Regions from separate parts of the Mus musculus genome. Here regions 2, 3 and 4 are each linked to region 1. A link is a contact called in ENCODE Hi-C or POLR2A ChIA-PET data. All regions are on one chromosome and are shown on one strand. The core of a region is the stretch at or near the end of the contact, and the rest is flanking DNA. Distances in the headings are between cores, read along the strand shown.

What was found. Hi-C counts contacts between places; a loop is a spot of excess contacts on that map. ChIA-PET counts read pairs that join two places held with the same protein, here RNA polymerase II (POLR2A).
Region 2: POLR2A ChIA-PET joins it to region 1 with 25 read pairs in Patski. The contact joins the enhancer-like site here to the promoter of Pld1 in region 1. A Hi-C loop is called at or near these places in 4 of 37 maps with a recorded cell type or tissue (all heart). POLR2A ChIA-PET finds 5 or more read pairs at or near these places in 3 of 5 experiments (Patski and embryonic stem cell).
Region 3: a loop to region 1 is called in a map of heart, with 2.5 times the contacts of the local background. The contact joins the enhancer-like site here to the promoter of Pld1 in region 1. A Hi-C loop is called at or near these places in 2 of 37 maps with a recorded cell type or tissue (both heart). POLR2A ChIA-PET finds 5 or more read pairs at or near these places in 2 of 5 experiments (Patski and embryonic stem cell).
Region 4: POLR2A ChIA-PET joins it to region 1 with 23 read pairs in Patski. The contact joins the enhancer-like site here to the promoter of Pld1 in region 1. POLR2A ChIA-PET finds 5 or more read pairs at or near these places in 2 of 5 experiments (Patski and embryonic stem cell).

Annotation. Positions count from the first base shown.
Region 1 is chr3:27,935,554-27,943,417 of GRCm38, forward strand. Pld1 (phospholipase D1) reads left to right here and starts at 3,127. Exons shown (of 27, transcript NM_001164056.1): 1 at 3,127-3,197.
Region 2 is chr3:27,985,131-27,993,003 of GRCm38, forward strand. The region is part of intron 2 of Pld1 (phospholipase D1); the gene reads left to right. Among named protein-coding and RNA genes, the nearest start is that of Pld1, 50 kb to the left of the region's middle. Within about 2 kb of position 2,846, at least 1 of the 3 ENCODE cell types and tissues checked has a DNase peak (open chromatin) inside an H3K27ac peak, as active enhancers do; it is heart, where a contact is called at or near this core.
Region 3 is chr3:27,903,460-27,911,025 of GRCm38, forward strand. It overlaps LOC115489812 (a small nuclear RNA gene), which reads left to right and starts at 5,325; the gene lies at 5,325-5,388. Within about 2 kb of position 1,477, at least 1 of the 3 ENCODE cell types and tissues checked has a DNase peak (open chromatin) inside an H3K27ac peak, as active enhancers do; it is heart, where a contact is called at or near this core.
Region 4 is chr3:27,884,615-27,892,221 of GRCm38, forward strand. It overlaps Tmem212 (transmembrane protein 212), which reads right to left. Exons shown (of 4, transcript NM_001164437.1): 2 at 1,834-1,893; 3 at 179-502. Among named protein-coding and RNA genes, the nearest start is that of Tmem212, 8.0 kb to the right of the region's middle. Within about 2 kb of position 2,042, at least 1 of the 3 ENCODE cell types and tissues checked has a DNase peak (open chromatin) inside an H3K27ac peak, as active enhancers do.

The DNA.
Region 1 (7,864 bases), core at 1,877-4,376:
TTATTTGAGACGAGTCTTTCTGTGCAGGCCTTGCTGTCCTGGAACTCACTATGTCAACCAGGCTGATCTTGAACGAAAGAGACACTCCTGCCTCTGCCTCCCAAGTCCTGAGATCAAACGTGAGGATCACCATTTCTGGCTCTGAACTTGTTAACAGAATTTGAACCCAGAATTTGAGTCTCTGCATATCACACTCCTCTGTTTATAATTCAGAGGCAATGCCAATTCCAAACAGAATGGGAGCTGTGGGGCAGGCAATTGGTGGGCCTCCATTCTTTGAGCTTGAGTGATTTGAATTTGAATGGTCCCCCACAGACTCATAGGGTGTGGCACGGTTTAAGGGATTGGGACTTGTAGCCTTATTAGAGGAAGTGTGTCACTGGGAGCTGGGCATTGAGGTTCCAGAAGCTCTTTCTCTCTCCCTGCTGACTTTGGATCTGGACATGAAACTCTCAGCTCCTTCGCTAGCATCAGCTCTGCCTGCAGGCTGCCATGCTTCCTATGTGAGGATAGCGCACTAAACCTCTAAACAGTCAGGCAGCCCCAATTTAATGTTTTTCTTCATAGAAGCCGCTACGGTCATGGTGTCTCTTCACAGCAATAAACCTCTGCTAAGACTGGGCTCATTGCCTGAGATAGACCCTATGCTTCCCGTTCTCCATCTGCATCTATTTTATGCAGTGTTGTCCCCAGTACACTGTAAGTAAGTCACCCACCCAACTTTATATTAACAAACAATTTAGCTTTTCTTCCATGCTATGAGTTGAGGTAAAATGCTCAGTTTTGTACATTAAAAAAAAGTATTTTTTCATTAAAATTGTTCCTCTAAGGGACTATAAAACTTTGTATTTTTGCAAAAATAAAGGTGCAAACATTATAAAGTAAACCTATATTCAGAAGAGAAGATGAAGTATTGAACATGTTTAGAAAAAAAATCTTGTGTGATCAAACTGCACATTTGAGATGTATTTCTATATTAGCTATTTTTCTCATCGCTATCACTAGCTGAGGAGCAGCTATAGAGAGGAAGGGTTCTTTTGGGCCACAGTGTGAGGTGTACAGTCCATCCTGGCAGGAAAGACCTGTGGCATAAGACTGGGGCAGCCAGTCACAGTGGCCTAATCTGGCTGATAATGAAGATTAAACACCACACGACTTGAGATCGAGACAGGGTTTCTTAGTCTGACCCGCCCCAACTCCAGTGTCTACCTCTGTAGGTCAGGCTGGCTCAAACAGGAGGAAACCCTCTTCTTGGTCGTTTGTTTTTCTTGACACCCCTGAAAAGAAATAGCTATCACAAACTCTCCAAGGAGTGTAACAATGATCTACAGGATTCTAGTATGTCTAAGATGCGTGTTCGCTAGGGCTTCACTTCCCTGTGGGGTGGTGACCTGTGGTAATCTTTTCACTTTCCTACCTTTTGGGGCAGAATTCCAGTCATTGTATGATAGTTGTCTTATTTATAATTACAATAGTAACAGAAAGACCTATTGTTATGTGTTGATGCCAAAAGTTTCAATGACGACTTTTAAGAAATCAGGATGTAATTTGTACAGCCTGGTGCTTCTCAACCAAATGTCTCACACCATCTAAAGACAAGCTTGTAAGAGTGCGGTTACTCCTAGGCACACACTTATCAAATCATCTGAAATTAATAAACTGGAGGAAGGGAGGAAGGAGACATATGCAGCTTTTCAGTTACTTCCTTGTTATATAGTCTTGCCAAACCCCTCTTAGGCAAGACCCTGTTTGCTCAGAAGGCTGTGCATATAATTGCAAAAATCTGTCAGAATCATAGGATTCAAAAGGCATCAATTATTTCTGTCAACAAGGAAAGAGTGACGGCTGCCCGACTCTGCAATCATTAGGAAAGATGTGCTCAAAAGAGAAGAATGCAGTCAGGGAGGGCTGGGCAGCTCCAGGTTACTTGAAAACTGAGCCCCGCGCTATAATTTCACTCCTCCTCTGTCTGGACAGAAATATTATATTTTTCATTTCATGCAGTGCCATGGGCATGGTAAGACATTATGTAACTGGGTCTGTCTCACTGTATAATACTCAATAAACAATTTCAAAAGACCAACAGCATCAGCAATTTGATGTACAGGAAACTAACTGTTGCATCTTTGGGTTTTGGCTGGAAGCAGTGTTGTGCAACCAGTTTTGGAACTGACTTGTGTTCAAAATTATATTCCCAAAGGATTGCTATTCACACCACCCAGCCACTGGATTTCCCTTGATGACGACTCTCTTAAGTGTATTAAAACGGCAAAGTTACTGTGCGGACAGTTCCATCGGGGTAATGGGACTTTCTCGTTCTCCTCCCATTTTATTTTTACTTTTCTCTCTAACATTTCTGAATTAGACCCAGTACTGATGGCAAGTGGGAGTGAGAAGTGTGAGGGCGATGTGTGACTGAGACAGGAGGATCATGTAGTTTGAGTTCTACCTGTTCTTCATGGCCAACCAGGTATACAGCAGAGACCTAACTTCAAACTAACCAACCGAACACTCGCCACAACACACACACACACACACACACACACACACACACACAGAGAGAGAGAGAGAGAGAGAGAGAGAGAGAGAGAGAGAGAGAGAGAGAGAAGGGGGGTCTGGGGGGACAAGCACGGGCAGTTTTGGGGACTGAAGAGATTGCTGGCTCCAGCAAGCTTAGGGTCAGGCTGGTTCTTTACTTGCCAGCCTCAGTTTCCTTATAAACAGGCAATAACACCTACCAAGACCTACCCGTGGGATTTGCAGGAAGGCCACAGTTGACCTCTACAAAGCCCCTAATTAAGCAAGTCACTTCAGGGCAGGAATATTTCACCAGTTGGCTCGCTGTTGGCTTGTAACTTGCGGGCCAGTCTTGGACAAGGATTGGGCTCAGAGACCAGGGAAGTGAACTTGGTAAGAACAACGCCTGCGTGCGCCCCTGCGCCCCGCGGATAACTGTGGCTGAGTTAGGACACTTGGACAGAAGAAAGTGTTAGAACCGAGGCATGGAGGAAGGCCGGCGGCAGAGGCTGTCACCGAGGCTGGCCGGCGCCGCCCCGCCCCACCCTGCAGACCGGCCGAGTTCCGGGCGGCGAGTCCCAGCGCCCGCCCTTCTTCCGCGGCCCCAGCTGCGCCAGCTGCGCGGGGACCCCCGAAGTCGCCGCCGCCGCAGAGTGTGTGCCCGCGCCCCAGGCCCGCAGGTAGGAGCTGCCGGGGCCAGGCTTGCGGGACTTCTGAGCCCGCAGGACGTTCGCGGTCCTCGTGCTTCATCCCGCCTCTCTTGCCCCTCTCACCAGCCCTGTCCCTGAAGTTCCCTTGGGAACCCTGGAGTCCCTCCCATAGTCTTAATTCCTGTAGTGTCTGCGCTGGCAAGAGCCGCGCGCACACTGACCGCAGGCGAGGACCGCTACCCTGAGAGCAGAGCCGGGTCAGCTGCTGATGTCCTAGCCCCACTCCACTCTCAAGTCCCTGCAGATCCGGGGCGTCCTCTGTAGGATGCACCCCACCCCACCTCCTCGGGTCCCGGGCTCAGTAGATTTGTTCGCTCCCGCTAGATCGTCCCGCGCTCCCTGAGCTCCTTAGCACTGTGGGCTGACCGGGATGGCGACAGCACCAACATCCCGGACCAACCAGGAAGTGCTGCATTCCAGTGGCTTAGAGTCCAGCTGAAGCACAGTGCCGGGCGCCGAGCCACACAGCTGCTGCCTCGGGGCCAAAGATGTGCTGTGCTGAAGTGGAGGAGGGACAGGGGTAGCAATTAAAAGAAAGGCCTGTGTTAGGCAGTTGCTATTTTAGCTCCGACCCAAGATGTTTGGGACTGACTGTTCCGGGTCAGGGAGGGACCTTAGGAGGTCTCTAAGCCATGGGACGGTTTGTTTGAAACAGTCTTCTGTAGCTCAGGCTGCACTCAAAGGCTATGTAGCCAAGGATGACATTCCTGGCCCTCCTGCTTCCATCTCTTAAGTACAGGTCAAGACTTAGAATTTGGCCAGCCCTTTCCCCCATACCCTAGGGCTACCTGCCACGCCTACGTTTGCCTTCCTCACCCCCGCCTCCCAATCTCAGATCACTGCCAGCGGCCTTCTTTCATGAAGCTCAAAACATAATCTTAAGGACCACAGGAGCTTCTGCATTCGACCATTTCTAGATCTTTCCACAGGACGAAGAGCGCTCTTAGACAGCCAGGCCCACCAATTTCAGCTTAGCCAACTCCTTATGACCTTCCCAGGGCCTCTGGAGACTAGCTACCCAGGAAATTCAGAGAGATATTCAGAAGTCCTGACCTGTCAGAGGTGCTGTCAAGGAAGCCTGACGGGTGCAGAGAGCCTAGTTTGAACTAGTCTGTTATGCCTACTTATGCAAGAATCTCTTTCCATAGTACGTGCTTTGTGGCCCACGAGTGAGTTTGTACTCAACTGTTTAGCTTGAATTTGTAAGCAGCCTTTAAATGGTGTGTGGGGACCTTTTAAATGGTTATGTAAGCGGGTATCTGAATTTTTATGAGCCAGTACAATTAGCTTTTCAAATAAATAGTGCGAGTGGAGAAGGTTTTGAGGAGATGGTGTCCTTGCTGTGTTGTTTCTGGCATCAGCGTTTTACACACACTGGTGTTAAGTTCTCTACAGGCTCATTTAGGTTGATTGATTTACTGATAACTAGATGAGTACTGCCTAGTTAATGGACAGCCTGCTCATCAGACCTTTACCGAGAATGCATTTGTGTATGGTCTTAGTATGTAGTATGAATGCTCTTATGCAACTCTGTATGAGAAAAGCATTACACTGACAATTCACCTACCTCTAATTTCAACATGTTTTAAGGATTTATTTTATTTTTAATGATGTGAATATGCTGGCCTGGGTGTGGGTTATGTGCATATGGTGCCTAAGAAGGCCAGAAGAGGCTGTTGCTCAAACTGGGCGCTGTGAACAGGACTCAGATGCTAAGGAAAGGCAGGATGTGCTCCTAATGGCTGGGCCATCGCTTCAGTCCCATTTCTACCCTTTTTCATTTTTTTTTAATTTTAAGTTTTATTTTTATTTTATCAAAATAGACACGTAACTTTGCCATCTTTACAATTTAAAAATAGATGTTTGATCGCACAGCTCTGCCAGTGTGCTACCATCTCCCCCCAGTCCATTCCCAAAGGACTTCTCGACTTCCTTACAAGGTTTAGTAACACTTATTAATAAAGACTGCATTGCAAGCTTCAGTTTTCTCACTGAGTAAGGTTGGATTCTTTTCACAGAGCTTTAAAGAAATTTTATATAGTCTCTTGTATGACCCTGGATGGAACTCACTCTGCTGGTGGCGATTCCTATGAATTATCCATCTTTCTGCCTTTGCTTCTACCTCCCAAATGCTGGAAGTGTAGGGCTGCATTATCATCCCCAGCTCAAGAAAGACACTTTTTTTTCTATATAGCTCAGGCGAGCCTCTCTTTAACTCGCTGGGTTGCAGAAGGTGACTTATGCTTTTGAACATCCTGCCCCCACCCTGACCTAAGTGTTGGGACCCCATGCACACACCAGCATACCTGGTGTTGTGTTGTACATGTTAGGGGTGCACGTGACTAACTGAGCTACATTGTCAGCAAGAAATGCACTTTTAAAGAGCACACATAGAAGGCATAGCCAGATAGGGGGCGCCTGGTAAGTTTTACCTCCATGGGTTGAGGAAGCTTATGTGAGGGTCAGTTGGTAAGCTGATTGGGAGTTGTAGTGGAAACACTTTGCGAGTTTAGCTGTCTAGAGGTACAAACAGAGAAGGGGTTTATTCTTAGTGTTCCCCCCTCTGGATATGTAACAAACAAACAAACAAACAAACACAAACAATCTCAATGTTGTCCCCTTTAGCCGTACAATAGTACCAGGCAACACCATGAGTGAGCCCAGCTAAAGACATGTTTCCAGTACCCAATGACCTTTCTGATCAAACAAGTTTCTGGGTTTAGCAATTTCTTCTCCTCCCCAGCCATATGCTAAAGATCAATGGACCGAACACATGAGATATGGGTCTTTAAACCTGTAGTTAGATTGAGTCATTGTATACAGGAGAAAGGCTGGCATATGGGAGGCTGGGTTTTATGCTTACAATCCTTTAAGTCCCAAAAGCACAAATAGAATGTATTTGCTAGGGTGTGGTTAAAAGATGTTTCAGGGTTCAGATGAGAAGCATAGCCTCAGCTTCCTGTAAGCCTGGGACTTTTCTGATTAGAAAGGCAACTGTACAGATTGCATCATATGGTTCAGTGGGAATGTGTTCTGATGCTGTGTTTTCCCTGAACTCACAGTGCAGTATCAAATCTGGATCCCAGATGTTCTAGCGGCGGGTTATTTAACAGCAGCATATGTTATGTAACTGTTCCATAGAACCACAATCTTCTTTTCTATTGCGAAATTTTATCAGGTTTTAGATTTATTGAATAAGCATTATAATGACAAAATAAGATGATAAACTGTTTATTTAATCAGCACTTACTTGGTGTCCACTTGGCTTTGGATACCATTCAGAGCATTCTACAGATGTGAAAAACCTCCTTTATGTATATGAGGCTGTGAGAGGCATGGGAGGTCACAGCATGAGGCAGAGCTGGGCCTCCAGCCCATGCAACCTGAACCCTACAGCTTTTGTATTTCTGCCTCTCTAAGAAAATAGTCTTGGAATCTACCTCCCTAACCAGCCACCTTTCTACATCTTTGTTCTTATTTTGTCCTTGTTCTAAGGCATAAATGATGTGTCAAAATTGCAAGCATCATGAAACTTACACAGTTAGTTCAACTCCTTCATTTTTTTGAAGAGGGAGGCAAAGTGGATTGTGGTCATGTTGCTAGTGGGAGATTGTGTCTATGGCTGAGCCAGGATTTTCTAACTCTTGGCTATGAAGAGTAATTTTCTAATGTAATCTATCTGTCTGTCTGTCTGTCTATCTATGTATCTATCATCTCTCTATAATCTATGTATCTATTAACCTATCATCTTTCTTTCTTTCTTTCTTTCTTTCTCTCTCTCTCTCTCTCTCTCTCTCTCTCTCTTTCTTTCTTTCTTTCTTTCTTTCTTTCTTTCTTTCTTCCTCTCTCTCTCTCCTTCCTTCCTTTCTCTCTCTCCTTCCTTCCTCTCTCTCTCTCTCTCTCTCTCTCTCTCTCTCTCTAACACACACATATACACACAATTATTTTTGGAGACTGAGTCTCATGTAGGCTAGGCTGGCCTTGAACTTGCTATCTACATAGCAATATAGTTAAGGATGACTTTTGGTCCTCTTGTCACCAACTCCCAAGTGCTGGGGATCACAAGCCTTTGTCACCACACCATCAGAGTTATATACCATGTTGAGAACTGAACTATGGGCTTCAAGCATGCTAAGAAGGCCTTCTGCCAATTGAGCTACACCCATGCCGCACTCCAATATTTTAATAACTGCTATGACTATATTAGAGCCAAGTTTCTTGATAACAGCCCTGGTCCTATGAGGGGGCCAGAGTGGACTCTTACACTGACTCGGGTCTTTGTGGTCTTGCCCTGGATTTCCAATCTCCTTTACCAAGTGGCGACACTGAACTCTTTTCTTGTTGAAGGGAGCATCTTATTTTACGACCCAAGGCTGGCCTTTGGATGAGGAGAACATCTTATTTTGTACTTAATCATTTTTGAGCGTTTGGGATCTAGACTTGGAAACCTTTTGAAAGCCTCTGACGCACAGAGGAAACTCAGCCAAGAGCAGCAGGGAACAAAAATAGCCTGCGTTAGTTCTTTAGAGGTGAACGAGAGTTAGTTCTGAGGCAAAAAACTTACAAACTGTATATTAAAAACAGAAAATGTTTATATTCAAAGTGGTTCTTTTCAAAGTAGACTTTTACAGACAGCA
Region 2 (7,873 bases), core at 1,596-4,095, 49 kb after region 1:
CAGGAGACCACTCTACAAGACAGGCTCCGTTTGACACTGTTTCAAAGTGTGTACTTCTTGGGAACTGGCTTCTCTTTGCCTTGTATAGGTAAGGTACATCAGTTCAAATGGATAAACGAATATTTTAAAATATGCTAATATATGCTATTGTGTGTCTACTAATGGCTAGTCTCTTCTCTTTTTGACCCAATGGGACAGTCAGTGCATCAGCGTCTGTTTTATCATCTTTTTCATTTAAGTATTTTTAAAGATGGAGGAAAAATGGAGACAGAAGTATTCGTGTGTTCATGTGTTTGTGTGCATGTGTGTGTGTGCGCGTGTGCGTGTGTGCAAGCACATAGTCTTTAAGGTACTAAATTTTAAGGACCTTGTTATTTCCTGTCTCCGCTGAATCTGAAGCTATAAAGTAAAGGCTGTAAGCCATTACAGATTATGACCATGGACTTTACACCCCTAAGATTGGTAGTACAGTTACATTACTGCCCCCACCTCCCCAGATATGCCCTTTAACCTCAAATCTGCCAGGCAGCTTTGCCTTCTCAAAAAGAGACAAAGATTGATCCAGCTTTACTGTACTTTAAGTGTATACCATGTGTACACTCCCACTGCAGACGGCTGTGCTGTTGTCTAATTATTAATTATTAAATGCTTTGGGGAGGCTCAAGAGAGGGTCTCTCTGTGTAGTCCTGGCTATCCTGGAATTCACTATGTAGACCAAGGTGACTTTAAATTCAGGTCCTCCTGCCTCTGCCTCCTGAGTGCTAGGAGTGAAGGTCTGTGGCACCATGTTCACCCAAATGCTATTAATTTAAATCTTTTTTTTTTCAAATTTTTATTAGATATTTTCTTCATTTACATTTCAAATGCTATCCCGAAAGTCCCTTATACCCTCCCCACGCCCTACTCCCCTACCCACCCACTCCCACTTCTTGGCCCTGGTCTTCACCTGTACTGGGGCATATAAAGTTTGCAAGACCAAGAGGCCTTTCTTCCCAATAATGGCCGACTAGGCCATCTTCAGCTACATATGCAGCTAGAGATGTGAGCTCTGGGGGTACTGGTTAGTTCGTATTGTTGTTCCACCTATAGGGTTACAGACATCTTCAGCTCCTTGGATACTTTCTCTAGCTCCTGTGTTCCATCCAATAGATGACTGTGAGCATCCACTTCTGTATTTGCCAGGCACAGGCCTGGCCTCACAAGAGAGAGCTATATCAGGGTCCTTTCAGCAAAATCTTGCTGGCATGTACAATAGTGTCTGGGTTTGGTGGCTGATTATGGGAAGGATCCCCAGGTGGAGTAGTGTCTGGATGGTCCATCCTTTCGTCTTAGCTCCAAACTTTGTCTCTATAATTTCTTCCATAGGTATTTCCCTATTCTAAGGAGGAATGAAGTATCAACACGTTGGTCTTCCTTCTTCTTGATTTTCTTGTGTTTTGCAAATTGTATCGTGGGTATTCTAAGTTTCTTCTAATATCCACTTATCAGTGGGTGCATATCAAGTGACTGCTTTTGTGATTGGGTTACCTCAGTAAGGATGATATCTTCCAGATATATCCATTTGTATGAAGAATTTCATAAATTCGTTGTTTTTAATAGCTGAGTAGTACTCCATTGTGTAAATGTACCACATTTTCTGTATCCATTCCTCTGTTGAGGGACATCTGGGTTCTTTCCAGCTTCTGGCTATTATAAATAAAGCTGCTATGAACATAGTGGAGCATGTGTCCTTATTACAAGTTGGAACATTTTCTGGGTCTATGCCCAGGAGAGGTATTGCTGGATCCTCCGGTAGTACTATGTCTAATTTTCTGAGGAACCGCCAGACTGATTTCCAGAGTGGTTGTACAAGCTTGCAATCCCACCAGCAATGGAGGAGTGTTCCTCTTTCTCCACATCCTCGCCAGCATCTGCTGTCACCTGAATTTTTGATCTTAGCCATTCTGACTAGTGTGAGGTGGAATCTCAGGGTTGTTTTGATTTGCATTTCCCTGATGATTAAGGATGTTGAACATTTTTTCAGGTGCTTCTCAGCCCTTCAGTATTCCTCAGTTAAGCATTCTTTGTTTAGCTCTGTACCCCATTTTTGTAATGGAGTTATTTGAATTTCTGGAGTTCAGCTTCTTGAGATCTTTGTATATATTGGATATTAGTCCCCTATCAGATTTAGGATTGGTAAAAATCCTTTCCCAATCTGTTGGTGGCCTTTTTGTTTTATTGACAGTGTCTTTTGCCTTACAGAATTTTTTAAATGAGGTCCCATTTGTCTATTCTTTGCAATTTTATGAGGTCCCATTTGTCTATTCTTGATCTTAAAGCACAAGCCATTGCTGTTCTGTTCAGGAATTTTTCCCCGGTGTGCCCATATTAATTTAAATCTTAAAGGGGATCATTGATAGCTGGTGGTTTTAAAGAAAAATATAAAAGCTATTTTACTCACTGATTGCTTATCTGTGCTGAGTGAAATATGGATAAAATCTGTATGAAGTCACACAGTTTATGTGTCCTGGCCAAATCATCTTGTTCGAATGTGCCTGGAGATTTTTATTTTTCCACCTGGCAATGACACACAGTGACAACATATCTCTGGTTGAAATAGAAATAAACAAACTGACAAAGAGTGCTATAACTGGGAAACCATCTCCAAGTCAGAGATCTAGGGGCTTTCCAAGAGCACATACACACAAGAAATATATTTTCTCTAATCATAAGGCCTATGGAGGCTATGAAGAAGGGTGCTTGATTTCTAAAACCCAGGGCTAGACTACGTGAGCCAACTAGACTTCCACCTTACGACAGTCAGGCAGTTCTCATTGTCCTGACAGACTGGTCGAGCACACCCTGCATTACGACTCCTTTGGCTCACATTAAGCAGCTAGCAGCACTTGGCTGGCTCTATGCCACCATATCTCAAACTGAGCTCTGAGCTGGTTAACTTTTTATCCCACATTGGCTTTTCATTCAAGGCACTGGAGATACCCCATGCCCATCAGGCAGTTTATGCCCCATCTGAGGACCCGGCAGCATGCCATGCCAGTTTTTCTCTTAGAGTGAATCTGAGACAAAGTTAGGGACAGCCCTTGGGCAAATGGAACACCTGGCCATGGCACACATCTAGAACCAAATCGTCCCAGAACACAAGACTGAGGGGGAGGACATGAACAGCCAAGAGCAGCTGTGCTGTTAGAGGTGCATGTCTGCCCGCACATCTCCAGTTAATCAGTGAATTCCATTCATACCTCAGATCGCTCTCCTCCCCATAGTCTTTGCTGTACAAAGTCTGGGAGGCTCTTGAGCCACAGTGTGGGATCCTGACAGACTTTATTTAGGGGACATTAGTAAGTTCTGCATTCTCTGCCTTTACCATCCTTAACCTCATGGGTTTTTTTTTTTTTTACCTTAGCCTTGCTTACTCAAGACACTGGCATGCATAGGTCTTGTGTTCATACATCAAACAGCAAGGGACAGGATAATCCCATCCATCCTGGGAATTCACTGTTTTCAGAATGACAATAAGAACTATCTTCTATCTTCCCAGGATTGCAGAAACTGAGAGAGTATTCTCCCACAGTTTATCAAATCACACACCTTTACTGGTTCTGAAGAACCCAAAGGAAGTTTGAGCTGATGTGTCCTGGAGTGGTACAGGGAGTGGTCACAATAGGAGCAGTGATGTACTGGTCATAGCAGTAATAACTGCCACTCAACAGATTTCCTGGTATGGCTACTCTTCTGAGTCTTTTATTCCATCCTCTTAGCTACCCCTAAAAGCTTGGCTGTGTTAATTATACGTGTTTTACAGCTAGCAACTACCCTAGAGAGTCCAGTAAGGCCAAATCAGCCACAGGATTGTGTCTTAGAGGAAGTTCAGTGCTGGAGAAGACAGGTATGATTGCTTTCTTAGGAAATGTCCCTGGTGTTCATTATACTAGTGACAAAAAAATCATATTAGTGCTGACATCTGTGCTGATATTCCCATCAAAGGTGTGCCTGTTAGTTAACCCCTGTCATTCAGGAAGGTGTGCCCTTCCTGTCCTTCCTCCACCTAGACATGTGTGAGCTTGTGCTCTGCTTTCCAACCAAAGTAGAGAGGTTGTCTGTGGCTAGTCAGTAATACCCGTGATGGGCTGGGGAGATGGCTCAGTTAGTGAACTAGCTGTTCACGAATACGAGGATCTTAGCAGTCATGTAGAGGAGAAAGAAATAATAAAAAAAGCTAGCCACAACCATACTCACCTGTGATCCCAGCACTGGGCTAGTAGACACAAGAGGATCCCTTGGGCTTGCTGGCCAGCCAGCATAGCTGAATCAGTTGAGAAAGATCCTGTATCCAAAATAAAATGGAGAGCGATGGAGGGGGACCCCTGACTTCAACCTCTGGTCTCCATAAGCTTGCACTTACATGTGTGCATGCATCCGTACCTCACACCACCCTCCCCAACACTCCCTACGAAAGCCTGGAGGTGGCCAGTTTGTGTGGATGGATAGAAAGCTTAGCAAATTGCACACTGTCTTAAAGCTAGTTTGGGGGATTTTCTAGACTTTCCAAGTCTAAAATTATCAAACCACTCAGCTAGGGAACTTGTTATTGTTTAGCTTTCGGCCCTCTTCATTCCTGCCCAGCATGACTTCCTGTTGATGAACAAAGCTTGGGTTATTCTGTCAATCCTCAGGGCTTTCTGAAGCTATGCATCCTGAAGTTTACTTAAAAATGTAAATACTCATTTAAAAAATGGAACATGAACAAATTATGCTCAATTTAGCAAAAACATAGAAGTTGGCAAAAAACATTTAGAAGGTTGATTGATTTATAGCAGTATAGCTCATGTAGAGTAGGGACTAGTTTTGCTTGTGTATCGCGCCCCCGCCCTTACCCGTCTCTGCTCACATGTATGTGGTGTGTGTGTGTGTGTGTGTGTGTGTAACCAGGTCTCATGTATCTCAGATTGGCTTCAAACTCAATATGTAGCCTTCAATGGTCTTGAACTTGTGATCCCCTTACCTCTATGTCCTAAATGCTACAAGTTCGGATTTGTGCTACCACACGTAAATTATACAGTGCTGGGTCTGAACACAGGGCTTTGTAAGGATTAAACAAGCTCTCTACCAGCTGAGTGCCCATTCTCAGCCATAGGTATGATTTCAGTAATCTCAAATTTTTAATCTAAAGTTTTTCTTCCTTCCTCTTTATTTTTATTTCTCTGCGATAGGATCTCTCTGGGTAACCTCATCTATCCTGAGACTTCTGTGTAGAGCTGGCTAGCCTCTAACTCACAGAGATCTACCTTCGTTGGCCTCACAACCGCTAGGATTAGAGGCATATGCCATCATGCCTGGGTACCTTTTTCTTTAATAGGGATTTATTATTATTATTAGGAGTAGTATTTGTGTGTATTCAGTGCAGCTGTCTGTGTGGCATGTGTGGGGTCCAGAGGGTGTCTGTCATAGGGATGTCTTCTTCAATTGCTTCTCCAACCTAGGTTTTCCGAGTGTGAGTCTAGCCTCACTGAACCATGCGCTCACTACTGTAGGTTGGACTATGAGCCCCCTAAGAGCCAGTATCTCTGCCCTGTGTGTGTTGGGGGGGGGGTGCGAGGTAAAGGTTCATGCCACCATATGATGGTGTGTGTGTGTGTGTGTGTGTGTGTGTGTGTGTGTAGAGGTAAAGGTTTGTGCCACCATACCGGGCTGTCACACAGGTACTGCGGATCCAGACTTGGGTCTTCATGCTCGCCCAGTTAGCACTATCCACTCAGTCATCTTCCCAGCCCAAGGCTTTATTATGTTTTTTTTTAATCATACAAATCAACACTGATCAAGGTTAAGAGGTGAGAATTAAGGCAAGATGACTTTGTATACTTGATGACATCACCTTAATAATTGAAACATCAGCATAGGAGAGGCCCTTGGATGTGTTCTTCACATACGCAGTGCTTTGGTGACAGTTGTTTAGTCTGACAGCTTTGATGATGTGCAGAAAGAGTGTGCCAGCATCCTGAGGCATCCTCAGAGAAGATGAGATGATGAAGATGGGAGAAACCTGGGAATGAACAGCTTTCTTTTTCCATGTTCTCATTTAATACACTCAACATGTCACTGAAGCTGTAAGCTCTCAAGTCCACAGGTTCTGGAGACCCCATGGGAGCTTGTAGAGTTTCTGCAATTTCCCTATTGCTTCTATTTTTTGCTATATCCCCTCTGTCCAATTTAGCACATTCCTGTGACATATAATGTAATGCATGAAGCAACATTTCCATTTGTTCTAGGTTGGGAAAATTAAGTAAATTACCCAACTTTTACTGAATGGTATTAAAGGCAGGCCACTGCTTCCAAGGAAAACCAAACGGCCTCCAAGCCTTGCCGTGGTTCTCATGATAGTTGTTTGAACATTTTGTTCTTGGTACCACACATCTGGTTCCCATGTTTATTCTGGAAGAGTACAGTCACATGGGGGTGACTAAAGGATACTTGATCCTGAATCTTGGATGTTATTTTATTGTTGTTGTTTTAATTTTCTTGAGAGAGGGTTTCATGGAGCCCAGGCTGGCCTTAAACTCCTGGTCTTCTTGCCTCCCCTTCCCTCCCAAGGGCTGGTCTCACAGGTGTGCACCAGCATGCCTAGTTTGTAAATTATTATTTTTATTTATTTGTATGTATATGTATGTTTCGTGTGTGTGTGTGTGTGAATGTGAATGCCACATGACATGGCATTCACATGTCATGAGACATGTGACACACATGTGTGTAGAGGTCAGAGAGCAAAGTTTGTAGGAGCTTCTTAGGGACTGAACTCTGGCTCTAAGACTTAGCAGCAGGCACCTTAGAACCTGCTGAGCCATCTATCTCCCTGACCCCGGATATTGTGTCTGGACATCCATCTTGATATTATATAATTGATATGTGACGAAGCTGACCCCTTTAGATCTGTAGTTCCGTGGTGTTCAGCAAAAAGTTACGTGGACATCACAATAACCCACTTTAAAAATATTTTCATCACTCTCTGAGACCTTCAACTTCATTTCTGTAGGCATCCCTTGTTCTCCCTTCTGCTTGGCTGGGTCTGCCCATACTGAACATCTTATCTGGTGGAGTCAGTAGATGAGACTACTGGAAATTTTAGTTTCATGCTCAAAGGTGCATCAGGGACACACCCTGGTTACTGCACAGGGCCCCTCTCTTCCCTGGTGTCTGGCAGTGTGAAAGAAAGACAGACTGACACAGGGCCATTGCCTAGTTCACTACACTAAGTTATTTTGTCTTTAAGAGCTCCAGATTCTTTCTCTACTCAGTTTTTAGAAAGTTAATAGGAATACGTAACATTAATATGAGATAGTTGTAGTTATATTGCAAAATCGTTAGAGAGATCACTAGTATCAGTTGTGACCATGAATGAATGACCCAAGCCCCTGGAAAGTTTAATTACCACATCTCTGAAATAGAAATAATAATACCAGAATTACTTTGGAGGCTTTTTAAGATGTCAGACGTGTATATAAAATGCCCACCACACTGTTGATGCATTAGGCCTATTAAGCAAGTATTAGTTATTCTTCACTGAAATAAACTGGTAGGTGCTATTCTATGTCATTTGTTAGGAGTTTGCTTATATTCTGCTCAGGATTTGCATTAGTGTGTAAGAAAATTTACATACTAGTAAATACATACAAAGAAAGGAAATATGCAAACAAGGAACCACAGCTAATAGTGCTGTCAGAAAGACGTTATCAAGGGAGTACATAAATAATGAGACTCACAGCTAGCATTTATGTACCTGGCTTTCTTTCTTCTTCCTCTCTTTCTCTCTCTGTTCTCTTCTTCCTTCCTCCCTCCCATCCATCTTTCCTTTCCTCTCTTTCCTTTCTTTTTTTTAAAA
Region 3 (7,566 bases), core at 227-2,726, 34 kb before region 1:
GCATACCAGAAACAAGAACACTATCCAGCCTGGAGTACATGATGAGGGTAGACTGGTGGGCTGAAAGAGAATCATTAAATGAACGAGGCTGTGTCTCTCACAGTTGCTAGTGCATGTAAGCTATCTGCTATAGAAGCCAGTTCTGCAGTTCTTCCCTGAGAGACACATGATTCCTGCTCCCTTGAACCCCTCCAGCTTCTCCTCTCTGAAAACCCACATGGAGGCACAAGCGTTGTCTTCAGGGAGAGCTAAACCAGTTGGGAAACTGCACTGGGAATACATCATTTGTGCATCAGATACAGGCATAGGGGAAAGGCACATTGAAGTAAGCATGCTGGGATTGCCTTAACCCTGCTGTATGGGCACCAGCATAAAATCACATAACTTGGTGGTGAACAGAAGAAGGCACAAGTCACAGACTAGCCTCTCAAGAGTCCAGCGAGGACTGTCACCTCTGAGTAAGAGCTCTGATGGGCAGTTCTTTAATCTACTAGTGATGCTGATCTGAAATCTAGCCCCTGCTCATGGTAATCAAACAGGGTGGGGGACAGAGTCAGTTGTTTGCCTAGCATGTGTGAAGCCTTGAGTTCCATCCCCTGCACTGAACAAACCTCATGTGGTGGTATGTATGTCATATAGGCAGGAGAATTAGATCAGTCATCTTCAGCCACATAGAGAGTTCAAAGCCAGCCTCCGGTGCCTACGATCCTGACAGGAAAGAAGGAAGGAAGGAAGGAAGGAAGGAAGGAAGGAAGGAAGGAAGGGAGGGAGGGAGGGAGGGAGGGGGGAAGGAAAAAAGAAAGAAAGAAAGAAAGAAAGAAAGAAAGAAAGAAAGAAAGAAAGAAAGAGAAAGAAAGAAAGAAAGAAAGAAAGAAAGAAAGAAAGAGGAAGGAAGGAAGAAGGGAGGGAGGGAGGGAGGGAGGGAGGGAGGGAGGGAGGAAAGACAAGAAAGGAAGACAGAGAAAGGAAGAGAGAGAAGAGAAGACAAGCAAGGGAATTGAACTGTGCAAACTCTTTGTCCTACTGTATCTCCATACAGATGATATCATAATTGTCATAATATTTTCTGAGATGAAGAAATTGGTAATATGAACATAGCATTTAGGTTATTAGGAGCTAGGTCTCATTACAAGCATCATGCTTTGGTGGCATATCTATGGTATTAGCACTGTATAGAAAGGCTAGTAATGTTTACTTTTCAACCCACCCAGATTTCCATCCTTGCTGTTTGTTTGTTTCCACAACAGAAAAGAAAAACCACAACAAAAGAGCATTTGAGTAACTTCCATATGACAAAGCATTCACATTTTTTTCTCACTGTCTATACAAAACAAACTGACAAAGCTGGGGCCAAGCAAGGCCACCTTATCTAACAAGAGAGCTCACGGAAACGGGTGTGTTACTAACAGTGGAAAGCACGAAGGGGTAAGCCAACTGGAGAGTCTCAGGCGGACATTAAGAACTAGCCATGCTTAGCCTGTCATTTCATGGACTGAATCCATTGTTAAACTCCCAAGAAAAAGCATCCAATGGCCGCCAGTTCTGGCCTTCCAGGGTCAGCTGTTAGCACCTCTCTGCTCTCTCCTTGTTTAGCACGGGGTGCCGCTCTGCTGCTATTTATAGACAGGTGGCAGGAACCTAACCTCCCAGTTATAGTCGCTCTCAACCATCCTCTGCCAGCACAGCCATTGTCACGTTCTGCTTCCTCTGAATGGAGCAGGTGTGACTCACCGTGCCCATTGAAACAGCAGCCCTGGGAAGGAGTGATCGATACGTGCTCGGAAAGGCTGGCCCAAAGTTAAATTTTTGTAATTGTCCTAATTCAAATATTTACTTAAAGTCTGTTTTTATATTATGTGCAGTTCAAGGGGAATGACATTGTCAGCTGTGCATTTCCTGGAACTGACTGACTGCCACAAGGCCACAGATAAAGTTTGTTTATAGAAAAACAAAATATGAAATAGAAATAACACTGTCCTGGTTGTGGGTTTGTGCTCCCACACACACTGGAGGGAGGGAGGAAGACACCCTACAACCTTTCCTCTACTGACAAAAGGCAAAGATGCTTTCACCCCATCTAGTGACGGAGAGCCACCATCCTGAGACAGTGTATCAGCTGCCTTCCCCATTGCTGTGCCCTGAAACTTGACAAGAACTATCATTAGCAAAGAAGGGTGTATCTTGCCTGCCGGTTTAAGGGGATACAGAACATCACAGCAGGGGACATGTGGTGACGGGGGGGGGGGGGGGGTGTCTTGTCACACTGTATTTACAGCCAGGATGTGGGGTGACGGATGCTGCTCTTTAGCCGACTGTCACCTCTTAATTAAATCGTGGGACCCCTAACCCTACGCAGTGGCATCACCCACATTTAGGATGTTAACTTAATTCAGTATAGAAACTCCCGGTTTTCCTCAGATAATTGTCTGCTAGGAACTCCAGACGCTCCCAAGTTGACAATAGTAAGTGTCATAGAAAGTCTAGGACAAAAGCAGATTTTCAATTTACCTTTAAGCTTTAACGACCCAGAGTTGTGGTGGCCGAGGTGGGAGAGTTGCCATGAATCCTGGGCTACAGTGTCTCAAAGAAGGAGGCAGACAAATGGATTCAACTCTTCCGTGTAAGTGAGTCCTCAGCCTGGTTACCTGGTTCTGTGAGCTTGGATAAATTCAGGCTGGCTTGGCACAGCGCGGAGGCTCGAGGCCTACAAGTTGCTTGTGTGTAACTACTTGATAAGTGAAAACCTTCCTGGATATACGGAACAAAACCACATGCAGCTTATAGCTGCTCTCCATGTTATTACTTCCTATTTTCATTATTTATCAGTTATTGTTTTTCTGATAATGTTAAGTAGGCAACATGCTCATAGCACTCCTAGAGTTTGGCTTTTCTTTCATTGTATTGTTTTGTTAGTGGTATTGGATATTGAAGCCTTAGGCAGGGCCTTATGCATGCTAACCACACAGACTTCTGTTGTAGTACACCCCTATCCCTAGCTTCCTTGCTGATAGAAAACATGTGTATGTGTATGTGTGTGTGGGGGGGCTGGTGGCTAAGGAGATGGTGCAGGTGGTAAAATGCTTGCCATGTAAGCGGAGGATCTACCATGTTTTAAAAAGGCCAGTGTGTCTTTCCTTTACTCTCCAGCAGTAGAAGCACTGGGGCGGCATAGGCAGGAGGACCCTTGGGGCTAGCTGGCCAGCCAGCGTAACTAAATCGGTGAGCTCCAGGTCCAGTGATTCAGTTTCAAAAGCTAGAGAGTGACTGAGGAAGACTCCTAATGTCAAGCTCTGGCCTCCACACACGTGTACACACACACACACACACACACACACACACACACACACACACACGTGAGGTGGTATGAAGAGACCTGGAATGTCGCTCAACCAATAGACTGAGTGCCTAGCACGCAGGAATCTCCTGATTGGCTGACTCCTCACCACTGCAGAAAACTAGCCTGGTGGTTCGCACCTGTTCTGTCAGCAAGTGGGGGCAGGGCTGTCAGAAGTTGAACATCATCTTCAAGCACACAGGGAGGCATGTTCACAGGCCAGCATGGGATAGGGATGAGATAATGTCTCAGAGATGTGGGGTGGGGCACAGGGACAGAGGGAGGGAGGGAGGGAGAGAGGGAGAAATCTTGATGCTATTACAGAGCTTTGAGGACAGTGGAAGGAAACTGGAGAGTTAGCTGCTAGGATCACAGCCCAAACCCTCCAGTCCTGTCCTAAAGAGAGGGTTTCTTCTCATGTTTATAGTGCTGGCTTAAGGGCTGATGGAAATAAATACTTGGCTAAAAGCTGACTCTTTTACCAAATGTTCTTCCCAGTTCTCTTGCTGCCACAAACACAGCCACAGAGTCCCCCCCCCCTCCTTTTTTCCCTGAACATTCTATTCATTTCTATCTCTTGATGATAAAACAGTACTGAGTGCTGTGGTACTTTGTGATACTCACTCAGGACGTTCGGAAAGTGACTAGGAGTGTGCTTTGTCTCCATGCCCTCTTGGTCAAGGTCTTCCTGTCCCTGCTCCCCTCAGCCCAGGCACACATGTACACAGAGGAGTGATGCAGATACTGTGAAGTGATAGACTTGTCTTTCACTATGCAAATATCAAAGGTAGGCAAGAGTGGCCAGAGGTCACAATCCTGACCCCTGTTCTCTCTAGACTCCAGGAAGAGATATTTATGCATCAAGCAAATTATCCATTTCTTGTAACAATGGAGAAAGAAGTTTTGAAAGAATTCATTTTGGAGATAAATGGCACATTAATGAGAGAAAGAAAAGAAAGCAAAATGAGTAGGCTGACTCTTCTGGATGATGCAACTTCTGCATAGCTAAGACTGGGGACATGCTCATAGGGGCAAGAAACAGGAAAACCCATGAAAACAGGGATGCGAGATAGCAAACCATGGGAACCCTAGCACCCAGGTACAGAGGCTTGTATTTATAACCCAATACTGGAAAGGCAGAGACGGGATGATCTCTGGTGGTCTCTGGTGAGCCAGTGCCTAATCCTGCATGGCCATGATAGGGACTGCTAAACATGGTTCCCACCTCTGGAACAGAACCAGCTGGGGATGAGCCTCCATGAATCTTGATGGTTGCTATGGGTGTAAGGCTTTTTTGTATAATAATATATATATATTTACATGATCCTCATTCTAGGAATATCCTCTCTGCCAAGATTAGAGATAACCTTGATAACCAGAGACAGCATGAATCCAGGAGTTGAGGGTGTGTCTATGTCTCAGCAAAATGGTAAGCCTTTAGGGCTGTGGGAAAGAACTCTAAAAACATGAGTTTAAAGCTATATACTTTATCAATTATGCAAATATATGGATGGAATATGAATTGTATAGGTGCTTCACAGACTTAAAAAATCAGAGGCACCTGGACTATAAGCCAGCTTATCTGAAAGAAAAAAAAAAAAAGGCAGACAGATATAAAGGCAGGCAGATTCCTGAGTTAAAGGTCAGCCTGGGACAGAGCTAATTAAGGTCCAGGCTTGGCCGGAATGGTCATCTCAGGACGGGGGCCCCACCCATCTATCTTATTATCTGTGTTTAACAAAGGCAGACAGATCTCTGAATTCATTTGCCATGTTACAAAAAATGTATTTTCTGTCTTTCTAATAGTCAAGGGGTCATGAAATGCTGATTTGTAGAAAAGGGAACCTGGAATAAATGGTTGAATCTATGTGTGAATAAGCAACTGGGCTTTTGGTCTGCATGAAATGAGCTAGCAGTGAGTGGTAGCAGTCTTTTTTTTTTTTTTAACGTTTTTTCCTAGCAAGAGCTGAGCTGTCTGGATATCTCTGGAAAGTGAACAGAGGTCTTTTAGAATATTTTCTAACAGGATTTCTGACCTTGGCCAGAAATCCCAAGAATTATTTAGAGAGCTAACACAGCTCTTTTAGATTTTTGTCTAGAAAATCCAAGATTTTTTTTTTTTTTTTTTTTTTTTTTAGCAGCTTTTCTGACTCTGGTCAGAAAACCCATGAGCTATTCAGGGACCTTCTAGAATTTTTACTAGTAGAGAGAGTTGTCTCGAGCAAGAGCTATCTTGAGTAGACCACAGAGCCAAGAACTATCTACGAAGAGCTGTTTAGGAAGCCATCTGGCGCAGGACATAGGCTGTCAGCTTGGACCCATGATTTGACTTCTGGCTGTTTGTTTTGACACTGCCGGGCACCCCTTCTCTCAGAACCCCTCTTCAGGCCAAGGTTGATCCTTAGCAAGCCAGTTTAACAGAATTGGTAAGAGACCCTGTCTCAAAAATTAGATGGATAGCATTAGAAGCAAACACCTGACACTGACCTCTGTGTTACACACACACACACACACACACACACACACACACACACACACACCTGTGAATACATCTATGGACATCTACATCTTACACACAAACTAAAAAATTCCAGTGTAAATACTCAGTCACACACATAGATACACCCACATATTACCAAATATTTACTTAGGGGTTTTCTTTCTGCTAAATTGATTAAAGTTATAAAAAGCCCCAGTGCATGGGCTTTTAAAAAATGTTACATGTTAATCTCTTTGTCCCTTTTTACCCACCAGCAGGGTTTATTTACAAAATTCCAGGAAGTACTTTTAAGTTTTTCTCCATTAAAAATTAGTTCCAGCGTGGTTTGACAACTGTTTTTCAATTTCATTCCAAAATTAAGATAAAATGTCTCTACTAACAGTGAAATGAAAGCCAAATTCCAACCCAGTTGCCTCATCTCATGTTTTTTATTATTCTGCTTCTGAATAATGCATTTTTATAAATATTAAAAAAAAAAAACGTGTTCTGTGCTGCAGAGGCAAGATTGTACACATGCTAAGCCCAGTTGCAATCCCCAGAAGACATTCATTTTAGGCCACATATAGTTTTTCTCACTTCCTTGATACAGAAAGAAAACCCTACAAAATCCAGCTACATTCATTTGGGGCCAGTGCTAAACCATGGACATTTTGTGTGTTTTACATTCTAAGGACTGAATCCAGAGCCTCCTGCATGCTAGAAAAAGACTCTGCCACTGAGCCAGTTACCCCCATCTACTCTGGACCAACCAAAGATTTTAATACTAACAACAGAGCTGGTTTGAGTTCAGGCAGGGGGATTGCTTGGTGACAGGTAAACATGAAATCTATAACTCATAAAGTTTAGCAGTGAGAACTAACTCTATCACCACAGCTATTACTACAGTGTTGTGGTTCAGATCCTCGGGCAGGAAAGGCACCTGCTGCCAAGCCTGAGCACCTCAATTGGGTCTCTGAGACCCACATGGTAGAAGGAGAGAAGTGACTTCTGAAAGCTGTCCTTTGAGCTCCACACTAGAGCCATGGTATACTCATGCCTCATTCCTCACCAAGTAAGTAAAATATTTAAAGATATGTATATATAAAGAAAAAAAGTTACATAAAATGATGAATTATCACAGTACTTTTGTTTGAGACAGGCTCTTGGGCAGGATAGTAGTATACACATTAAATCCCAGAACTTGGGAGGCTGAGTTTGAGGCCAGACTCATCTACATCATGAGTTCTAGTACACACATGAGAGATCATATCTCAAAAAACAAAAGAAACAGGATCAGGCAAGCCTTGAAGTCTCAGGGTAGCTGGGTTGATCCTCTTCCTTCTACCTACTGAGTTTAGCAACTATAGGCACTTACTACCAGGAGTGCTTCTGGGCTGTTTTGATGAAACTAAGGACTTCAGCATAGTAGGTATCTTAGTTAGGGTTTTCATTGCTGTGAAGAAACACCATGACCAAGGCAACTCTTATAAAGACAACATTTAATTGGGGCTGGCTTACTTGTTCAGAGGTTCAGTCCATTATCACCATGGCAGGAACATGGCAGCGTCCAGGCAGACAAGGTGCTGGAGAAGAAGCTGAGAGTTCTGCATCTTGATCCAGCTGTAGCCAGGAGAAGACCCTTAGGCAGCTAGGATGGGGGTCTCAAAGCCCAACTCCACAATGACACAATTCCTCCAACAAGGCCACACCTATTCCAACAATGTCACATCTCTTAATAGTGCCACTCCCTGGG
Region 4 (7,607 bases), core at 792-3,291, 52 kb before region 1:
GGACATAGAGGAGACTAAGGGAGAACACTTAGGGAGTCCCTACAGCCAGCCCCTCCCTTCGCCATATAGCCAGTCCCTCCCTTCACCATATAGCCAGTCCCTCCCTTCACCATATAGCCAGTCCCTCCCTTGGCTGTTCAGGACCTAGCAAGCCCAGCCTCTCTTTGTTGAGACTTACATTTATGTATCCGGTCTGCATCAGTCTTGCAGAAAGCTTGATGAACACTGCCAGGGACACACAGAATAGGATGAGGCTCAGGCACAGGTCCAGGACCTGAAGGGTCAGGTGATACTCTTCATAGTGGAGCGGGTCCACACAGACCGACGGGAACTTCGTGTACGGAAAAGGAAAGGTAACCACGTAACCAAGGTAATTGGTCCCCGCAACCCCTGAGAAAGAGTAGAAGCAATATGGACCAAGGAGGGCAGATTGCAAGGCTACTGTGAAATGAAGTGGACATCCCAGAATGCTCAGAATTACGAAGGTGAACACGGCTTCCCACTGAAAACAAGCAGAAACGAACTGTTACCTGGAGAAAGAGTGATGGTCATTAATTCCCTCTATGTGGCAGAGAGATACATGCACACAGCTTTCACTTCTTTTTTCTACTTTCAAGACAGGGTCTCCTGAAGTCCAGGCAATGTTTTCTATGTTGCTAAGGTTGGCTTTGAACTCTTGATCTTTCCTGCTTCTACCTCCCAAGTGCCACGCTGGATTATCCCACCCTACCCCCATCCCAGTACCGCCGTTTAAAATGTAAAGCTCCGGGCCTCCTGAATGCCAGACCCATACTACCTGTGACCTCTATCCCTTGTCCTCTCAGCCTTCCTTTCAGGTCCTGTTTCCCTTGCTGCCAATCTATGCTGCAGGAGGACATCATCTGCCAACCTGAGCTAAAATGAAATCAATTCAGTCACGTTTTATTTCCTATCTGATGCAAAGTGCCAGTTCAGGTTAGGAAAACCAAAATGAGTGGAACCAGTCCCTTCTCTAGGACTTGCTACTCAGAATATCATCTCTGGTTGGTTAGCATCGTACAAGGTTAGGAGTCTCTCAGAAAGGTTGCCTTTCACCTTGTCCAGACCTTCTCAATCAATCCATGGCAGCCGGAGCTGACCTCCCATCTTCAGCCTTTGCTATGGAAAACAGGCCTAAGGTCAGATGCTGTGCTCTTTCTGTAGCTTGGAAAAAGCCAGCTCAGCACTATTAGAAACAGGATCGCTCGGACCTTTCATCTTTTCCCAGTCTGTGAGGGCTGGGAAGGAGACCTCAGAGTTGAGATGTGAACTGCATTGAGACTGGAGGTGTAGTTCAGTGGGTAAAGGGTTTGCCTATGCACTCCATAGCGCGTGCACACACACACACACACACATGCACACATGCACACATGCACTCACGCACATGTGGGAACATGAAGTATTCATGGGCACATGGAATATTGAAAGCAGCAGCACCTATACTTCATTACTACAACATGATTAAATTCATGAGTATGGACACGACACCAAACAATATTCATGAACTTAGAGAAACTATTTGGAGTAAGAACTCAATGAAAAAAATATTATACATTTTAAACATAGTTTACAGAATTGAGTAAGGTGGTATACACCTGTAATCCTAGTACTTGGGAGGTAGAGAAAGGAAAATTAGAAATTTGAGGTTGTGATCAGCTATATACTAAGTTCAAGGACAAGCTGAGATCCATGAGACCCAGGCTTGAGATCCATGACACACACACACACACACACACACACACACACACACACACACACACACACACACACAGTGTCAAATCTACTGAACCATCCCTGCAGACATTTTGTATTTACCAAGTGTCTCTGGGTCCACTCTCTGTGAGCCAGCAGCACAAGTGATCCAGCTGTGACAGCCTGTGAAAAGAAAATTGGAAAAAAAAAATAACATCCACAATCGAAGGGACCTCTGCTAAGAGTTCTATCTGTCTCACAGCTTGACAGCTTTATCACAAGCTGGAAGGCAGGGCAAAGGGGGAAATGGATTTACGGCTCTGGTCCCCTCTTCATCTGTGAAAGGAGCTGTGTTGACAGGGAGGAAAAGCAGCCATTAGAGTCATCAGGACATGAGTCACACCAACTTATTTTCCATTCTCTCTGTTGACTTTGCCGTCACTGGCACCACCTCCGCTCCTGTTAGGTCACGACAGTTAAATCTTGGCTTCATAGATCTCGCCCTAGGCTTTGCGTGCTGGTTTGAATGAGAAATGGCCGTGTAGGCTCAAGCATCTGAACACTTGGTTCCAAGTTGGTGGTGATGCTTGGGAAGAGCATGGAATCTTTAGGACCTGGAGCCTTGAGGAGGTTGTATGTTAAAGTGGAGGATAGGCTCTGCTGTGTTGTAGTCTTCCCCACTTCCTGCTTGCTCCCTCTGCTTGCTGCTTCCTGTGTGAAGGTAGAAATATAAAGAACCATCTGCCTCCTTTCCTGCCATCATAGACTTGAACCTTCTGGAGCCATAGCCAGAAAAAAACTCTTGTTTGTTTGTTTTTTGTTTTTTTGTTTTTTGTTTTTCCGAGACAGGGTTTCTCTGTGTAGCCCTGGCTGTCCTGGAACTCACTCTGTAGACCAGGCTGGCCTCGAACTCAGAAACCCGCCTGCCTCTGCCTCCCAAGTGCTGGGATCAAGGGCATGCGCCACCACTGCCCGGCAGAAAAAAACTCTTAAGTTGCTTTTGGTTATGCTATATTTTTTTTTATCACAGCAACAGAAAAGTGTGAGTGTGAGTGTGTGTGTGTGTGTGTGTGTGTGTGTGTGTGTGTGTGTGTGTGGTATGCGTGTTTACATACACCAAAGCATGAATTTTGAAGTCCAGATAAAAAATCAGGGATGAACATAAAATTATATCTATATCCTATCTACATCTATCTATATAATTTTATGTATCTTTAATCTCTCTCTCTCTCTCTCTCTCTCTCTCTCTCTCTCTCTCTCTCTCTGTGTGTGTGTGTGTGTGTGTGTGTGTGTGTGTGTGTGTGTGTGTGTGTGTGGTGTAGGTCAGATAAATTGATAGCATTGGCTGTTTCTTACCATGTGGGGCCTTGGGGACTGAATTCAGACTCAGGCTTAGCTACAAACATCTTTGCTCACTGAGACATGTTTACATCTTTCCAACAAATTTATAAAGCTGCAAACAGGACAAACTGGAATGGAGATCTGTCCTCAAGCCCAGAAATCATTCCTAGCCATGGTCTGATCTTTTGCAGCTTGCTTTTTTTTTTAATTGTTCTGCCTTTAACTACCAATGGGGTGCAGACACACGACCTCAGTTTCCTAAATAATAAAGACAGTCATTAGAATGGCAAGGCATTTAGAGCTCTGGGTGCAGTGCCATCCTCTTGTATGAAGGCATTTTCTCTATAGTTCCCATTCAAAGAAAAATACTCAAAGTGCAGAACAAGAAATGGTTAATGAAAGAGGGAATGGTGTATCCAGAACTTTGCAGTAGATAATGGAAAAAGAATCTCTGAGCTCATCTTGGATTCATCACGAGGTCTGAAGATGGAGCTGTTTGAGGTTATTGAGACTAGAAATCAGTGATCCTCAAACCACAGAATCCTTACCCACCCCCACCCCCCATTCAAAGCACAAATTCTGAGGTCCAGCTAGAGATGGAAGTCAGGAAGAGATGAGCCTAAAATTAGATACTAGGTATAGACTGATTTAAAAATAACAGTTTTTATTTTGACAGAGGACTGAATGTGATGGTCTGCCCAGAATTCATCCGTTAATGTAAGGAAAGAAATCAGAGCCTCACCCATGTGATTTAGTGGGATGCTGTTCGCAAAGCTCCGAGTTTAGGGCATTTACTGTTCTGAAACTTGGATCTAGAGAAACCGGGAGAGGGAAACAGGGAAACACCCTCTCACTTATGGCTCCTGTTGCTGAGCCTGAGATGACAGACTTGTGGCTCTACTATGAAAGTCCTGTGGATAAAAACAGGAGCATCTGCAGTCAAAAGAGGTTCCTGGCTTGATTCTGCAAGAGAAACCTTCCCAAGGGATGCTAAGGAGGCAGAGCCGTGCTAATAGCCCAACAAATGGGAGAATTACGAAGAGCAGAGAAATGGAGTCCGGGGTTGTCTAAGTGTCTAGGTTGACCTGTGGCTGGCCTGTCATCAGTCACAGGAGCTCAGAAGCAGGAGATTGCTGCTGCCCTTTTGCTGGTGAAGTTCTGGAAGATAGCTGACATTATGGGATGCGGAGATTCTAGCTTGCCTTGAGTGTGGTGTTGGCCAGGGTTTCTTTCCTTTTGAAAATTGAAAAGTGCTACAGAGCTGCAGTTTCCTGTTATTTTGGTCCTAGCAGCCAGCTTGGATTTTGCCTTGTTTACACACAGCTCTGAAAAGGCTCTTTCACTGAGCAGTAGCCTGGGATGCTGGCTGCTCCATAACTTGTTAAATTCACCTGGCTGATGGGATGGGGCTGCCGAGCAGAGCACATCTATCCTCCTTGATGCCCGCTGCTCTCTTCTATTTTTAGATAAGGAGCGGGAAAGAATTAAAATGGGAGAGATTTGAAAGTGGAGAAGAGACCTCAAGAGGAAAAGAAAAGGAGGAAAGAGTAGGGCGTCTGGAAAGTGAAGGGCTAGAGAAAACTTATGGTTATGGGAAGGGCGGGGAGGAGAGGTGCCAGGTGGTAGTAGAGAGTGCCCCACCTCCACCCCATGCTATTGGCTTGCTTTCCCGGGAATAGCTAACACTTTCATAGCTTGGTAGTTGTGAGCCCTTTTTCTAGAAGTTTAAACTGCCTAAGTACAGCATGCAGTTCCTGGAAGCAGATGGATGGAAGGAAACAATAGAAATGGAAACTTTAGTGGCATTTATTGTGGCATCAATGAAAAGAGGATATAGCTTAGTCATTTACAAGATCTATGTAGAGTCGAGAGGATCAGAAGTCCAATGTCATCTTTCATTACACAGCAGGTTTGAGGCCAGCCTGGGCTACATGAGACCCTGCATTAGTTTCTTTCTATTTCTGTTATAACATATCCCGATGAAGCAGCTTAAGGGATAAAGGATTTATTTGGGCTTATAATTCCAGGGAGATACTATCCACTGTGGATGAGAAACATAGCAGCAGGCAGAGAAGTCATGAGGCAGGAGCAGCAGGCCGGCCATTCACACTGCATCTCTACTTGTGAAGGAGATAGTGGGCAGCAAATAGGACTGAGCTATATATAAGGCCTCAAAGTCTGTCCTCAGTGACTGGCTTTTTTTAAGACCAGGTTTCACGTCCCATCCCATAACCTTCTCTAATTCCTCCCATTAGCTGAGGACCAAGTGTTCAAACCCATGCGCCTATGAGGGATACTATCTATCAAAACTAGAGTCTCAAGCATGAAGTTAAAGAAACTGTCATGGAGCTACTCTCCTGTTTTTCAAACGAGGCTACGAGGCTGTAAAAGATCAATACAAGCAGCGCATAATAACTGCATGAGCCCTGATTCCAGCGCTCAATGGGATTTGCAATAATGGACACATACAAATGTCTCCACTGAAGAGGCTGAGGAGAGAAGGTTCAGCAGTAAAGAGTGCATGTGTGACTCTCACAGAGGACCTGAGTTCAGTTCCCGGCACCCATGGTCTGAGGCCCTGCCCTCTTCTGGCCTCTGAGATACCCGCAATTGTGATCCTGCCCCTCCCCAACACCGCCCCCTCTCCCTGTCTCCTGCCCTCCCTCCCTCTCTGCCTCTGTCTCTGATGCATACATGTTAAACACAAAACAATAAATTTACCAAATCAAATAAAAATAGACAAGAAAGAGTGTTTGACACAGAAGAAGAGTTTAGTTATTACGTTCAGGAGGAAGACAGATCAAAACTTCAGGACAAATGTGGCCTGGGACAAGTCTGAAGGGTGGCTTTGATTTTCATGGCCATGACAGGTGAGGGCAGGCTCGGCTGAAGACCTGCATCTGCAGAGGTGAGGAAGTTACACTGTGCTTGGGGCCCAGACAAGAGGGATCCCAGACCTGCAGCAGGGTGGTGGTGGTGGTTTGGGGCGGGGACAGGGGAGGTAGGTGGGTCTTGGAAGAGAAAAGCAGAAAATCAGACTCCAAAGCTGTGTTATGCCAGGATGAAGAGGACCTCAAAATCTCGGTCAGTACATATTGGGTTTATCTGGGGACAGCCAAGTGATGCTGGTGGCTTTTGAAAAGGAAGCAGCTAATCTGACTCACAAGAATGTTGACCTGGGGGACAGATGTTGTATGCAAGCTGAACTACAACGGGTACGGTCTTAGGGTCCCTGCAGGACCCTGTTCTTTAGACTTTAAACTCCACCCATGGTAAGCAGTGCATCTTGAATCTTGGTTTAGTCTCAAACCTTTTTGTTTATTTGTTTTTCATTTATTTTTAATTTATTTTGAGACAGGTCTTGTTAGCAGTGATATCAGGGTCAGAGCCCAGACCCTTGCAGCCTTAAGGCATCTCATCAGCTACCTATCCTCACAGTGGGAAGAAGAACTGAGAGGTCCATCCCCCTCTGCCAAGTTCATCTCCAGGGTCTCAGTAGAAGGTTTAGATTTAATCAGAGAGCCAGAGGTAGGCAGGCGTAGGTGAGCAGTCTTGGTCAAGGTGTGTTCCTGCCCATTGTTGTCCCAGCTCCAGACTCCTCTGTCAGGGTGTCTGAGATTCCTGGGGATACTTCAGTTCTTAGAGGTCATTGTTTCAATGGTCTCATGATCAAAAGGAGGGTCACACGGTCTCCATAGAGCATCTGCATTCCTTCTGGGGCAGTTATAACTCATGTGACCCAGGTCAGCCTCCAGCTCAGCCAGGGTGACTTAGACCTTCAGATCCTCCTGCTTCCATCTCCCAGGTACCGAGATTAAGTACCACCAGGCCCAGTTCATGTGGTGATGGAGATCTAACCTACGGTTTCATGCATGATAATTGTTGCTAAGTAACTGAGCTACATTCTGAGTCCCATCCATCTAATATTGTGTCTAATAGATTCAGTACCAGAGCTTTATTATGTGATAAACTCTACTAATCTCTTCTATTGTACTCCGTTCGTTAAAACTGCTGTTAGCTACCCCGTATATTGGTGTTGTTATCTTCGATCGCATAGGTCCTGTACAGTTTGGCCTTCATGCTTGCCGAGATAATAACATCTTAGTAGGGTTGGAGAAGGTACACAGTGAGCAGAAGAGAAAAGTGAGCACTGGGACATGCGTTAGGAAAATCTGAGGACCCATGGCAGGTGATTTAAAGAGGACTGGTTTAGGTCATTACTCCACAGCACAGGCCTAGAGCTGACAGCATGGCATTCTCTAGCACTATCAAAGGTTTTAGTGACAAAGCCTCCACCATGACAGGACCAGCAAACTAAACTAGGCCACCTGTCCTCCAAAGGTGACAGAAAATGACAGTAGAGAGAACTAAGGAAATGTGGCCATGCTGAAAGGAGGAACAAGGAAGAACCCTCCAAGTCACCTTCAGGACCCAACATGACGTTTATCTTTAGGCAGAGGACAAGAGGTCAGGATAGCTAAGCAGTGTGGGACAAGACGCACACCCACTCATGATAGATGCATCGTTGTCTAGATTCAAGTCCATCTGTTGAGATG